Regions from separate parts of the Homo sapiens genome. Here region 2 is linked to region 1. A link is a contact called in ENCODE Hi-C data. All regions are on one chromosome and are shown on one strand. Each heading gives the region's core, a stretch centred on a gene start or an enhancer-like site at or near the end of the contact. The rest is flanking DNA. Distances are from core to core; before and after follow the strand shown.

Region 1 (6,826 bases), core at 1-2,500:
ACTTTTGTTGGTTGGGCTGGGGGAGGGGAGAGAGGTCACCGCTGGGCCAGGGAGCCCCGGACAGCTTTGGCCGGAGGCTTCGATTCTGTCCCCACCATCTCTTCCCCCAACCGTTCAGGGACCAGAGGCCCAGGATTGCTGGGCCCGGCCTCCCCTTCCCTCCACTCTGCCCCTGCCAGCTCTTTCCAGAGATGAATCGGGAAGGGAGGGCGGGGAGGCCATCCCTCCCCAGCAGTCCCAGGCTGTGTGGCCTGACAAGCCCATCCAACCCTTGTAGCTCACTTTTTCCTTCTGCAGTGGGGCCGACAAGGCACATTCCCGCCAAGCCCAGGCAGGGTAAGACTTCGGGACTCCCACCCTGTCCCAACCAGACCGCCACTCACCGTCTACGCCGAGACCGTGGGCCTGCGGGGGCAGCTCGGGGCGCCCGTCCTCGCGCAGCTCAAAGCGGAAGGCGGCCACGCGGCGGCTGATGTCCTGGTGCGGCGTGGCCTGCAGGAAGAGGGCCCGGCGCTCGCGGGGACCCCAGCGCACGCAGCGGCCCCCTGCCGGGCCCGGGCCCTCGGCCAGCAGCAGCTCCAGGGCGCCCCCTGCGCGCTCCGCGAAGACCTGGGCGCCCGCGAAGGGCCGCACCGGCCGCAGACAGGCGATGCCGGGCCGCGCTCTGGGATCGGGGCCGCCCAGGGTCAGGCGCAGCGCCCCAGCCGGGTACAGCCACTCAACCGCGCCCTCCGCACAGGCCAGGGCCAGCTGCCCCACGCTGCCGGGCTCCTGGGTGAGGCCGCTGGGGACAGGACGGGACGGGGCGCTGAGACGGGGGCGGGTCCCCGCCCGGCGCAGCCCCCGCTCCCTCCCGAGGCCGCCTCGCGGATGGGGAAACCGGCCCAGCGCTCTGCGCGCTCCGAGGGGCGCCTGGGGGGTCCTAGCCGCAGCGCACCCCGTCCTAAGTGCGGGGACAGCCCCCCGGACCGTACCTGCCCCTCCAGCTGCAGCGCTCCTCGGAGTAGCCGGCGCGGGCAGCCGGGGCCAGGAGGCCGCAGCACAGCGCGCAGAGCAGCGCCGCGGCCGGGAACCCCATGGCACGGCGGGCGGCGTCCGGGGAGTCGGGGCTCTCACCACCGCTGCCCCGGCGGGGCGCGGGTCCGGGCGGCGGCGGGAGCAGCCGGGGGCGCCGGCCGCCCGGCCCCGGCGAAGCCCCCAAGCCCGCGGCCGCTCCGCCTGCCGCGCAGCCCCAGCGCCGGGGCCGCCTTGGAGCGGGTCGGGAAGGGGGCGGGGCCTGCGGCGTGTCGGCCAGTCGCGGCGCGGCCCGGAACTTTCCGCCAATAGCAGGCGCGGGGCGGAGCGGGGGCGGGGCCGGAGCTCGGGCGCCGCCGGAGGACTATCCCACGGTCCAAGCGCCTCGAGGGTTGGGGGGGGCCTTGGCGCGGAAGGGAGGCTCCTTGCCCGCCCCGCGCTGTGCGTCTCTCCTTCGCCGCGCCCTCACCCTGGCCTCGCCCCCCGCGCTGTCCCGATCGGAGTCCTGGAGCCTCTGATGGAGCCGAGGTTTTGATGTCCACTGGAACCTCGGGGTGGCGGTAGGGAAGGTGGCCCACCTGGTGGTTCCGCCTCGCGGGCGGCCGGGCCTGCTCCTTCCTAACACTGGGACCTGGGCCTGTTGGCCACATCCCTCCCAACCAGGTCCGGTCCTGCTGACCAGAGGCCGGTGGAGCCCCAGAGGAGAGGGGTCATGACTCCAGAGGCGGGGAAGGCCTGGCCTGGGGGCTGCGCCTTGGAGCGGGGCCAGGCCTCGGGTTTTGGTAAGGCCGTCTGCAGGAGGGGGTCCTGCTGAAGAGCGCGCAGCCCGCAGGCTTAGGCCCCTTTCCTCAGACCTAGCGGCACCCCATAGTTGCCGGATGACCGACCCCGGGCCAGACGGGGCTCCTGGAGGGGCGTGAATGGAGCAGCCACGGGCACCCCTGCAGGCCTGCAGCACGTGGAGACACAGGAGCTGGGAGGACACCCCTGGGCCACAGGAGCAGCCCCCACCAAGATGAAACAAGCAGAAACAGGCGATTCGCAAACACACTGTAGCCTCAGGCTGGAGCAGTGTGGGATTCCCAGCATCCGGGACTGCTGAGTTGGCCTGATGGGAGGAAGTGGGCAGTGGCTGGCCAGGTGGACAGGAAGAGAATGGGGGAGAGCAGACAGCCTGGGTCAAGGGCCTGAGGAAGGAGCTCTTGGCAGCCCAGTGAAACCCCAGGGCATGGGTGGTGGGTGGGGACGACAGGTCAGATCACAGAAGGCCTAAGGCACAAGCAAAGGGGTCCCACTACATACTGAACCCCTTACGGACGACAGAAGCTTTAGCCGGGGACTGCAAGGACCAGCATAGACTGTGCAGCCTGAAGATGTGAACATTCCGTCCCCTGCCCCCAAACCTCCTGCCACCCGGCGCTCGAAACTCATGGTGGACAGATGAGTTCACCAGTGGCAGTCGGACAGATGAGGCCAGATGGCTCAGTGGCAGTGGGAGGCTGGATCCCACTGACCAGGCCCTCCCTCAACCCCAGGGCCCTCCCAGGCCAAACAGGAACAAGGCGCCTACTGGGCTCGGCCAGCCCCTTGCTCTGGGCGAGGTGCAGGTCAGAAGTAGCCATCACAATCCCCAAAAGGTGGAAGACTCCCAAAGGCCTGTCTGCAGCTGAGTGGACAAGCAAGTGCAGTGGGTCCATTTTTTTTTTTTTTTTTGAGACGGAATCTCGTTCTGTCGCCCAGGCTGGAGTGCAGTGGCTCGATCTCGGCTCACTGCAACCTCTGCCTCCTGGGTTCATGCCATTCTCCTGCCTCAGCCTCCCGAGCAGCTGAGACTACAGGCGCCCGCCACCACACCCGGCTAAATTTTTGTATTTTTTCTTTTTTTAGTAGAGAGGGTGTTTCACCGTGTTAGCCAGGATGGTCTCGATCTCCTGACCTCGTGATCTGCCCGCCTTGGCCTCCCAAAGTGCTGGGATTACAGATGTGAGCCACCGCGCCCGGCCTCTTTTTTTTTTTTTTTTTTTTTTTTTTTTTTGAGATGGAGTTTCGCTCTTTGCCCAGTCTGGAGTGCAATGGCGCGATCTTGGCTCACTGCAACCTCCACCTCCTGGGTTCAAGCGATTCTCCTGCGTCAGCCTCCCGAGCAGCTGGGATTACAGGCATGTGCCATCATGCCGGCTAATTTTGTATTTTTAGTAGAGACGAGGTTTCTCCATGCTGGTCAGGCTGGTCTTGAACTCCCGACCTCAGGTGATCCGCCCACCTCAGCCTCCCAAAGTGTTGGGATTACAGGCATGAGCCACGGCACCCCCTGGCGGTGGGTCCATTATTAAGCCATAAAAAGGAATGAAGTTCTGGTCCCTTGACACCCGCTACAGCCTGGATGAGCCTGGAGGCTTATGCGCTGAGCAAAATAAGCCAGAGACAAAAGGACAAACACTGTTGGATTCCACTTCTGTGAGTCACCTTAGAGTAGTCACGGTCATGAGGACAGAAAGTGGAGCAGGGGCTGGGGAGGGGAATGAGGGATTGGAGCTTAATGGGGACAGAATTCAGGAGCTTGATTACACAACACAAATGTACTCAACAGTACGGAACTGCACACTTTAAAATGGGTAAAATGGTAGATGTTATGATGTATATCTTACAATTAAAAATAAAAATTGTCAAGGCGCAGCGGCTCCCACCTGTAATTTCAGCAGTTTGGGAGGCCAAGGCAGGGAGATCACAAGGTCGGGAGTTCGAGACCAGCCTGGCCAACATGGTGAAACCCCATCTCTACTAAAAATACAAAAATTAGCTGGACGTGGTGGCGCACGCCTGCAGTCCTAGCTACTTGGGAGGCTGAGACAGGAGAACCGCTTGAACCCGGGAGGTGGAGGTTGCAGTGAGCTGAGATCAGGCCACTGCACTCCAGCCTGGGTGACAGAGTGAGAGTCTGTCTCATAAAAATTAATTAATTAATTACATAAAAATTAAGGCCGGGTGTGGCAGCTCCTGCCTGTAATCTCAGCACTTTGGGAGGCTGAGGCAGGATGATCGCTTGACATCAGGAGTTCAAGACCAGCCTGGCCAACATGTTGAAACCCCAACTCCACTAAAACTACAAAAATTAGCTGGGTGCAGCAGCTCATGCATGTAGTCTTAGCACTTTGGGAGGCTGTGGCAGGAGGATTGCTTAAGCCCAGGAGGGTGAGGCTGCAGTGAGCTGTGATTGCACCACTGCACTCCAACCAGGGCGACAGAAGAGACCCTGTCTCAATAAAAATTAAAAAATAAATAAATAAAATATAAAAATCGTAAAGGTTAAAGGGTAGACTCGGCCTGGGGCTGAGCACATGAGGTGCTCGCAGAGGTGGGGAGAGGCACACGGGTCGGCCGCTGCAGCCACCCAGCCGTCCAGGGCTGCTGCCGCTTGGCGGTCCCCGGGTCAGCACGGTGGGCTCCAGGCGCCCTCTGGTGGCGGCGTGAGGGTCAGCCCCAGACACCCTCCTGACAGCCTGGGCCCCGGACTTCTCCCCAGGCCTCCTCCAGAGAGGGGCCAGTGTCTGTGGTTGGAGGGAGGGGTTCCTGGGGTGACCTGGTCTGGAATGGCACATGCCTGGCCCCGAGTTGACGCCTCAACCCCGGGCGTCCCTGCCTCCTCCCCAGCCTCATCTCCGGGGATCCGGTGCCAATGCAGCCACCCACAGGAGAAGCCCTGGACACACACCCCTTTTCCTCACAGCCCCCGGCCCCACCCAGGAAAGCACCTGGCATCAGTGAGTGCTGTGCTGCCTACAGGAGGGGCCTGGAAGGCCGAGTCTGTCCTCAGTTGCTATGGGTACAGGACCCGACTTGCCAGGGTGCTGGTGCTCAGTAAATACCAGCAGACTAAGTGGGGGGTGGCTGGGCGGAGGAGTGCCTGGAAGGCATCCCCAAGCTTAGGTGATGCCGTGGCTGTCTGTGCTGTTTGGGGGCCCCCTCAAGTGCCCCAAGCCCCAGACCCTTGAGTGCCCTGAAACCCCAGAAGGGGCCTCTCTCCATTTCCACCCAAGTCAGAACGCGACAGCAGCAAGACATACTCAAGTCAGACAAAAGGAAGAACTTCCCTGAGGCTTTGTTTCAGAAACCTTGGGCCTAGCGCGTGAGGCCACCCCTGGAGAGTGCAGAGTCTGGGACAATCATCTCTCCCGCCTGCGGGTCAGCCTGGCCGTGGCCAAACACAGACGCCATATCACAAGGCCCCTCAGCCCAAGGCAGGGCGGCCAGCCTCACAGCTTGTCCCGAAGCCTGAGACTTGGTTTCTGTTCCTGTCTTGCCCAGAGGGCCCTTGGAGCTGCAGCCTGAGGGGGTGCTGGGGTGGGGGCGGTCGAGACCCTGGTCACTGCCACATGGTTCCCACCTTCGGCCACTGCGTTCTCCCCCCAGACACAGGTTCCGGCCCGTGGAGGACACCAGTGCTGCATTTGCCATGAGCTGGGCCCCAGCAGTGCGTGGCACAGGCAGCCCACGTCCCGCAGGGGAGCGGCTGCGGACAGGTGGCTGCGCCACGGAGTGCCGAACAACCCGCTGGGGACACCACAGTGCCGGGCACAGAATAGCAGCTGTCACGGCCAGGGCAGGAGCTGGCTGGCTGGGGCCCTGGGGGAGCAACATCAAGGACGAGGGGAGTTGATGGGGGGGCAGGAAGGGAGCCCCAACCCTGGGGAGAAGAGGGGCAAAGGCCCTGAGGCAGACAGAACTTCGAGTAAACCAGGAACCACAGAGGGTGAGCCCTGGGGGCTCCTTGTTTGCTTGAAGCTCCATCTGCCTCAGAGCCTTTGACCTGCTGCAAAGGGGAGGCGGGTAAGGCCGGCCCCACCCAGCCCATCTGCCCTGAGGGAGTTGGGGAGTTTGGACGCACCGGTGAACAGGATCCCCCAGGAAATGGGGAGGAAGCCTAGAGAGAAGGGCCAGATCGTAGGCCAAGACCCCCGCCTGTGTCTCTGTTCACTGGCAGCGGAGCGAGGAGAGAGGTGTGGGCTGACCTGAAGCCAGCGCCTCCTGTGTCCCCAGCTGAGCCCTGCACGGGATTGGCCAAATGTGCTGCTCTGCGGCCGCCCTGCTGCCCCCTCCCTGGGTGGAGCTGGGGTCTGGGACAGTGAAGATGGCTCCCACAGCTGAGGGGCACTGGGTGCCAAGAGCCTGCCAGACCCTGGGCCACCCAGAAACATGCTCTGATAGTGCAGCTGTGAGCACTGGCCTGCGTCCCCTCTACCCAGCCGACCTATGAGGCTCAGGGTGCTTGGGGGCCCATCAAGGACATAGTCCTAGCTGCCGACTCATCCAGGCAGCCTGCACAACCCCTGGCTCCCCTCCACCGGCCACCTGCCCCCCTGCACAGGCAGGATCCGGCCTCGCCCACCCACAGGCCTGCACCTCCGGGCCCACGGCAGCAAGATTCCTATCTTGGGGATGCTTTCCTCCCTTTGCCGAGAGACCCACCCCCCCACACCTTGCCTCTCTTCAAGGAGCCGAAAATGCAGCTGCCGACTGATTTGCTGTGGAGCTAAAAATAACTGCCGGGCTCCAGCCAGGGCCCAGGAAAATATCCCATTGCTAGGAGACAACCGTTGCCGGGAGACCGCCATTGCTAGGCGACGCGTGTTGCTATGGTGATGGCTGGGCCCTGAGTCATCCTTAGCCTTGATAGGGGGCGAGCCAGGCAGGGAGCAGAGCTGGGGGGCATCAGAGAAATCCCACCGCCCATGGCACTCAGGGCACCCCTAATGGCTGTGAGGTTCTCATGCCTATGGGTGCCCATTCTGGCTGTGGAGGGGTCGGGACGGCC
Region 2 (6,491 bases), core at 1,086-3,585, 210 kb before region 1:
TAGGAAATACATGGCTGTTCAGGAAGCCACGCAATGGGGAGGAATGAACTGTGGACAGCTGGGGACCCTCGTAGGCCACAGTGCACCGTGCCAGTGTTAGCAGCTGCCACATCCGCCCCACACTCCTTGCCCCTGCTGTTTTGCCATGACGCAGATCCCAGGCATCACATTCCTGCATTTGGAAATGCCTCCTCGTACACCTGAAGACAGGCCTTTGCAACAACACGACGCCAACACCACATCACACCCGAAAACCCAGGCGACTTTCACACAGGGCCTTCGCAACAACACGACACCAACACCACATCACACCCGAAAACCCAGGCGACCTTCACACAGGGCCTTCGCAACAACACGACACCAACACCACATCACACCCGAAAACCCAGGCGACCTTCACACAGGGCCTTCGCAACAACACGACACCAACACCACATCACACCCGAAAACCCCGGCGACTTTCACACAGGGCCTTCGCAACAACACGACACCAACACCACATCACACCCGAAAACCGAGGCGACTTTCACACAGGGCCTTCGCAACAACACGACGCCAACACCACATCACACCCGAAAACCCAGGCGACTTTCACACAGGGCCTTCGCAACAACACGACGCCAACACCACATCACACCCGAAAACCCAGGCGACTTTCACACAGGGCCTTCGCAACAACACGACACCAATACCACATCACACCCGAAAACCCAGGCGACTTTCACACAGGGCCTTCGCAACAACACGCACCAACACCACATCACACCAGAAAACCGAGGCGACTTTCAGACAGGGCCTTCGCAACAACACGACACCAACACCACATCACACCCAAAAACCGAGGCGACTTTCTTCACGTCCATGTTAGTAATGCCTTTTCTCAGCTGTTTGTCCACACAAGGGCTGGCCACGTTAGGTGGACGCCCGTGTGCTGTCTCCCTGCTTCAGGTCCTGCTGGATCAGTTCCCCAGTGGCCGCTCTGCCTGCCATTCTGCCTACCTGGCTACCAGTCGCTGTGGGCTGGGGGTGAGAGCTCACAGCTGGATCAGAACCCCCTCTGTGGCCCCCCTCGGGAGGTGGCTGCCTTCTCCCACCTTGCATCGGAGGCGAGATTGTGCAGGGACCAGAGGCTGCCCTGGTCTGCCTGTGAGAAAGCCCCTGGGTGGTTGCTGCCAAGGAGCATGGCTGGGCCTGCGAGACAGGGTGCCCCGATCTGCCTGGAAGTTTTCTGTCCAGGCCGCCCTCCCTCATCGCCTCTGTCCCGTGTTGGCTGCTTGGAATGCGTCTCTCTGGACCTCATCTGGGATAAACAGCTGCTTCTCTCCCCTTACTCCTCAGCTGTGGGGGAACGCTGGTTTCCAGGCCCACTCACAGGATTTTTAATGTTCCGCCCAGACCTTGCTAACACCTCTCAGCGGCTAAGCCTATTTCTGTAGATTCTCTTACTTATGTTTTGTTTTTAAATTTTCTATGTAGTCAATCTTTTTTACATTTCAAACCTTTTAACCTTTGTTTTTCTCCTAAGAATTGTATAGTAAAACCCGCACGGGGACCGCCTGGATGCCGTAGGTTCTGTTCACGGGGTTTGCTGCGTTGTTACGTAGTGGGTCTCCTCGCCCGTGTCCCCCGTCCCTGCGTCGGTGCTTCAGCGCACATCAGGGTGGGGCTGGTGTCAATGCTTCCCACATCATTAGCTGGAACTCACCGCACACTGCGTCTTTCCCTCCATAAAGAACTTGCACGAGCCCCATCAAGGTATAGGGAGTGGCCGTCACCCCAGAAAGTCCCGTCATCCCCACTCGTCACCGCCCGCATTTGTACAGAGATACAGCTGTCTTGTTCTAAGGGCGAGTCCCTGTGAGAACGCGTGGAGCGTTTTGTCCCTGCCCCCACACACTCCGCCGGGGGGTTTGGCTTTGTGCCGGTGCCTGGCTGGCGGGTGAACTTTCCACAGGGCCTGCCTTGTCCACGTCTCTGCAGGGAGCGCAGGTCCGTGTGCCCACCCAGGAGGTCTTGGACCCAGCAGCCCCTCAAGAAGGGCTATGGCGACTGTTCACCGCAGGAGGGCTCTGCGCTGTCTGAAAAGGGGAACAGAATGCCCCAGTGGAAGCAGATTTGCAGGTGATATTAGGGAAGCTTCCTCCTGCCTTCTACTTACCTGGACTTCTTATCCTCCAAGGCGCTTGACTCACAGTCTTACCTCCTTGAGTTGCCTCCAGAAGAAAATGGTCTTTGTTTTACTGAGTTCCTTCTAAGCGCAGTCTGTGATGGGGCCCGTTCTGTCCTGTCCTCGCCCTGCTGAGCACTGAGACAGAGACCCAGGCGACCTGCTGACCGAGGCCAGCTCACGAGCCTGCTCTGGGCCACGTGGTGCCGAGTTGCTTCCTCCTTCAGGCTCTGATGACACTGAAGCTCCCCGGGGAGAACAGCGGTGTCCTTTGCTGCTGGAGATGCCTGCAGATGCTTGCTCTGGGCATGCAGGGGCCCCTGGGGAAGGATCCGCGCCTGGCTCCCTCTCTCCATCTGTCCCTCGTTTTGGACGGGAAGTCGACTATCATTCCTGACGTTCCAGTGTAACGTGTTATGTTTCTCTGATGGCTTTGGGGATTTTATCTTCCGTTGCCAGTTTCTTGACTATGATATGCCTACTTTTTACCAAATTTGGATAATTTTTGCCAATATTTGGGGGGGTTGCCCCATGTTCTTTCTCCTCTCCTGTGGCTCCACGGACATGGACATCAGGCCTCTCCCTGCCTTCCACGAGCTCCTGGGCCCTGTGCTTCTGTGTGGTGTTTTCTAAAAGCCTCTCATCTCTAGAATGAGTCACTGTGGCTGCTATGTCTTCGTGTTCACTGCCTTTTCTTTCGTTCTTCACTCTGCTGCTGAGCTCAGCCAGGGGCATTTGTGCTCTGGAGATTTTAGTTCTTGCTCTGGAGTGGGCCTGGCCTTCCTCCGAGGCTCTGTGTCTCTGCTCAGCTCTCCAGCCCGCCTGCCTGGCAAGCACGTTTTCCTGTGCTTTCCGGTCCTGATGCTTTCCTGCGTCCGTGTGGAGCCAGCGCTTGGGGTGTGGTGTGTAGAGAGGGGAATGTGGACATGCAGTGCGTGCTGTGGGGGCTGACGGGCTGGGGCCGGTGTGGATGTCGTGTCGGGGGCCGAGCCAACGGGCCAGGGCCAGTGTGGATGTCATGTTGGGGGACGACGGACTAGGGCCAGTGTGAATGTCTTGTTGGGGGCCCAGCTGACGGGCCAGGGCTGGTGTGGATGTCCTGTTGGGAGCCGACAGGCTGGGGCCATTGTGGATGTCGTGTTGGGGGCTAAGCCGACGGGCCAGGGCCGGTGCAGATGTTGTGCTGGGGGCCGACAGGCTGGGGCCAGTGTGGATGTCCTGTCCAGCAAGGCCCTGGAGGTGGTGTCCGGGCAGTCTTGACCGAGGCCGGAAGGATGGTGCCGGGGGCAGGAGCCTGACTGCCTCGGAGGAAGGGGGTCCCGGGGCGGAGCTGTGGGGTGGGGAGCCCATTGTGGATGCTGGCTGCTTCACCCTCACCCCCACGTTCTGTCTGTGGGTCTCCGTGAGGCTCCTCCCAGGGCGGCCCTGCCACATGATGTAGCTGAAACCCAGTCCTCTCTGCACACCAGTGTTTCTAGGAAAACACTTCCTGTCTTTCTCCCCAAGACCTCCAGGACGTGGGCCTGAGGTCATCACTGCCTCCTTCAGTTGCTGCTGCCCGAGGCCCCCAAGAGTGACCCACATGAGACTGCGGTCCAGACGCCCTCCCTGCCTCTGAGGGCGCACACTGTCCAGAGCGGGTCTGTGGGTGGAATGCCCCCAGCGGCCTCCGGGCCCCTTGTCTGTGGGGCCTGTGCCCTGGTGCTGCCGGCACTGCTGTCCTCACGCGAGCGCTGGAGATATGAGCTTTCCCAGGGGGGCTCAGCAGTGATGAAGGTGGGGCAGGAGCTGTGTGTGTCCACCATAGGTCCTGACAGAGATGAAGCAGAGGCCACAGGGCTGCCCTGCCCCCTGCCGCGGGCATGTGGGGTGATTCCCGCCCACTTCTCAGGTGTGCCAACCCCCACGTTCCTTCCCTGTGAGTGTGTGAGCTCACATAGCCCCTGGACACACCACCCTCCACGTGGGGTGGATCGTGCCTGTTGGCCACACTGAGCACACCTGGAAACGCCGACTGCCGAGTGTCAGGGGAGGGTCTGGAAAAGCCGCGAGTGAAAACAGACTGTCCCCCGAGACTGTGTGGTGAGGGGAACACCTGATTCTGCAGCCTGGGAGTCCACGCCGACATGCCGACTGCCCACACAGGTGTCACAGCAGGGATGTGGATGCTACTGTGCTGTGCGGGCTCCAGCCCAGGAGGCCCCGTGGGAGGAGCAGGTGCCGAGAGCTCGTCCCACCGCTACTCGGGAGTGAGACCCACATCCCACAGGTGTCTCTGAGCAGGCGCCCACCCCAGGACTGGCTGAGAGTCAGGGTGCACCCCAGGGCACTGGCCCCACGTGAGAGTCGGGGTGCGCCCCGGGATGCCGGCCCCGCGTGAGAGTCGGGGTGCGCCCCGGGACGTCGGCCCCGCGTGGTCACTTAAATTCACATCCAAGTGAACCAAAGTTAAATGTGATTTAAAATGTGCTTCTCAGCCACGCAGGCTGCCTTTGAGTGCCTCAAGGCCTGAAGGGCCGGGGCCCTTGAGGCACACCCCGTGACCCAGGACAGCTCCGTGGGCACAACGTCCCCGCAGCCCACGATGGCCAGCACTTTTCTGGGGTCTCATGAGTCCCTTGGAGGCTCGGCACACTTCAGCCATTTTTCATGCCCGGGACACAAAAGACAAAGAAATGGTCAGGTGTGGTGCCCACCAGCCTGACTTAGGTGAAATACTTGGAACACATTAATCCTAAACACTCTTTGCCGCGAAGTCTAATTTCCGTGGACGGGAAGCATTTTCGTATTTATCCAAAACCAATAAAGATAGCTAAGGTCATTACTGCGGATTTGTTTCCCAAGAGCTGGTGACACCTGCACAGAGCTGAGCCACAGGGACACCTGGGGCTAGGAAGTCTGGTTGTCACGGCAACCAAGTACGAACAAGCCGCGCGGCCGGGCGCAGGGGTCACTGAGGCCACTTCCTGTTTCTCGGCAGCGCCCACGGACAGCCTTAAAATATGTAACAGTCCACGAAATTCCTCATAACTGAGAGCGTGCAGTTAACGTAATTTTATCTAAAGCACGAAAGCCCTTAACCAGCACTTTCAGAGATGTCTGGTTACTAGAAAATGCCCTCCCATTTGCCATCTGATCTCTGGTTTAACCCAGCCAGCCGCCCCGCGCCACGTCCCGACGCCATGTCCCCAGCTCTGCACCTGTATGTCTTGCGGGCAGCAGAAGGGCGGCCCTCCTGTGAAACGTCCTCAGGACGTGAGACATGGCCAGCGGGCAGACGCAGCTGTGAAGCTCAGGCCGGTTCTGGAGGTTCCTGTGCAGAGCTTGGCTCTGGGTGACCACAGGCCAGGGAGCTGCAGTCCACTCCAGACACAGCCTGGTCAATCCCAGAGGAGGGAAGGAGCCCACGGTCAGGAGGAGGCCGGGGGTGCCGGGCGAGCACAGCAGTACTCCTGTCCCCTGGGACACCTCTGGGGTGGGGCTGACATCAGGACCTCCCAGCACCCCTGCAAACAGCCCCGGTACGGGGGCAGGCATGTCTCTTAGGGGAGGGCAGCCCTGCCTGGTCATCTCCAGTGAGCCGGAGGGGTCAGCGGGCCTGGACAAGCCCCTAGAACGGCACCTGCCCGCAGCACACACGTGTGGCATTTCTTCACGTGGGCCTGCGCCCGCCCACAGCGCACACGTGTGGCATTTCTTCACGTGGGCCTGCGCCCGCCCGCAGCGCACACGTGTGGCATTTCTTCACGTGGGCCTGCGCCCGCCCGCAGCGCACACGTGTGGCATTTCTTCACGTGGGCCTGCGCCCGCCCGCAGCGCACACGTGTGGCATTTCTTCACGTGGGCCTGCGCCCACCCGCAGTGCACACATGTGGCATTTCTTCACGTGGGCCTGTGCCCGCCCGCAGTGCACACGTGTGGCATTTCTTCACGTGGGCCTGCGCAGCATGTGCTCTGCGTGGCCACACCATGGCTGTGTGTTGCCCATGTGCTTGGGGGAGGTGAGATGGTGGTGACCCGTCCCCCATGGTACCGGCATGAGAGTGGCTTTGGGCCTGGTTCCCCACAGGATTGCTTCTGTGTGCTGGGCTGCAGATGGCCCCATACACGTGACTTTAGCTCTGCCTTCAAGATGAGTTTGCAGCATGGCAGCCCCTGGGTGGCGTCTCCATCCCCGACGCTGAGCAGTACTCATGCTCTCAGAGCTCGCTGCGCAGAGAAATAGCCGTAACAGACCCGGAGCTCAATATTCAGGGGATCCCAGAGCTGGCTGTGCAGAGCAATGGCCATAACAGACCCGGAGCTCAACACTCAGAGGATCTGC

What was found. A loop is a pair of places that touch in the nucleus more often than their neighbours do.
Region 2: a loop to region 1 is called in a map of chondrocyte, with 4 times the contacts of the local background. The contact joins the promoter of LMF1-AS1 here to the promoter of METRN in region 1. A Hi-C loop is called at or near these places in 1 of 168 maps with a recorded cell type or tissue (chondrocyte).

Annotation. Positions count from the first base shown.
Region 1 is chr16:709,542-716,367 of GRCh38, reverse strand. METRN (meteorin, glial cell differentiation regulator) reads right to left here and starts at 1,250. Exons shown (of 4, transcript NM_024042.4): 1 at 975-1,250; 2 at 384-784. The coding sequence starts at 1,078. RefSeq lists enhancers at 1-439, 440-1,037, 1,636-2,234 and silencers at 492-551, 652-1,081, 1,182-1,491, 4,379-4,508.
Region 2 is chr16:916,877-923,367 of GRCh38, reverse strand. LMF1-AS1 (LMF1 antisense RNA 1) reads right to left here and starts at 2,335. Exons shown (of 2, transcript NR_110946.1): 1 at 2,201-2,335. The region is part of intron 3 of LMF1 (lipase maturation factor 1); the gene reads left to right. RefSeq lists an enhancer at 6,396-6,491.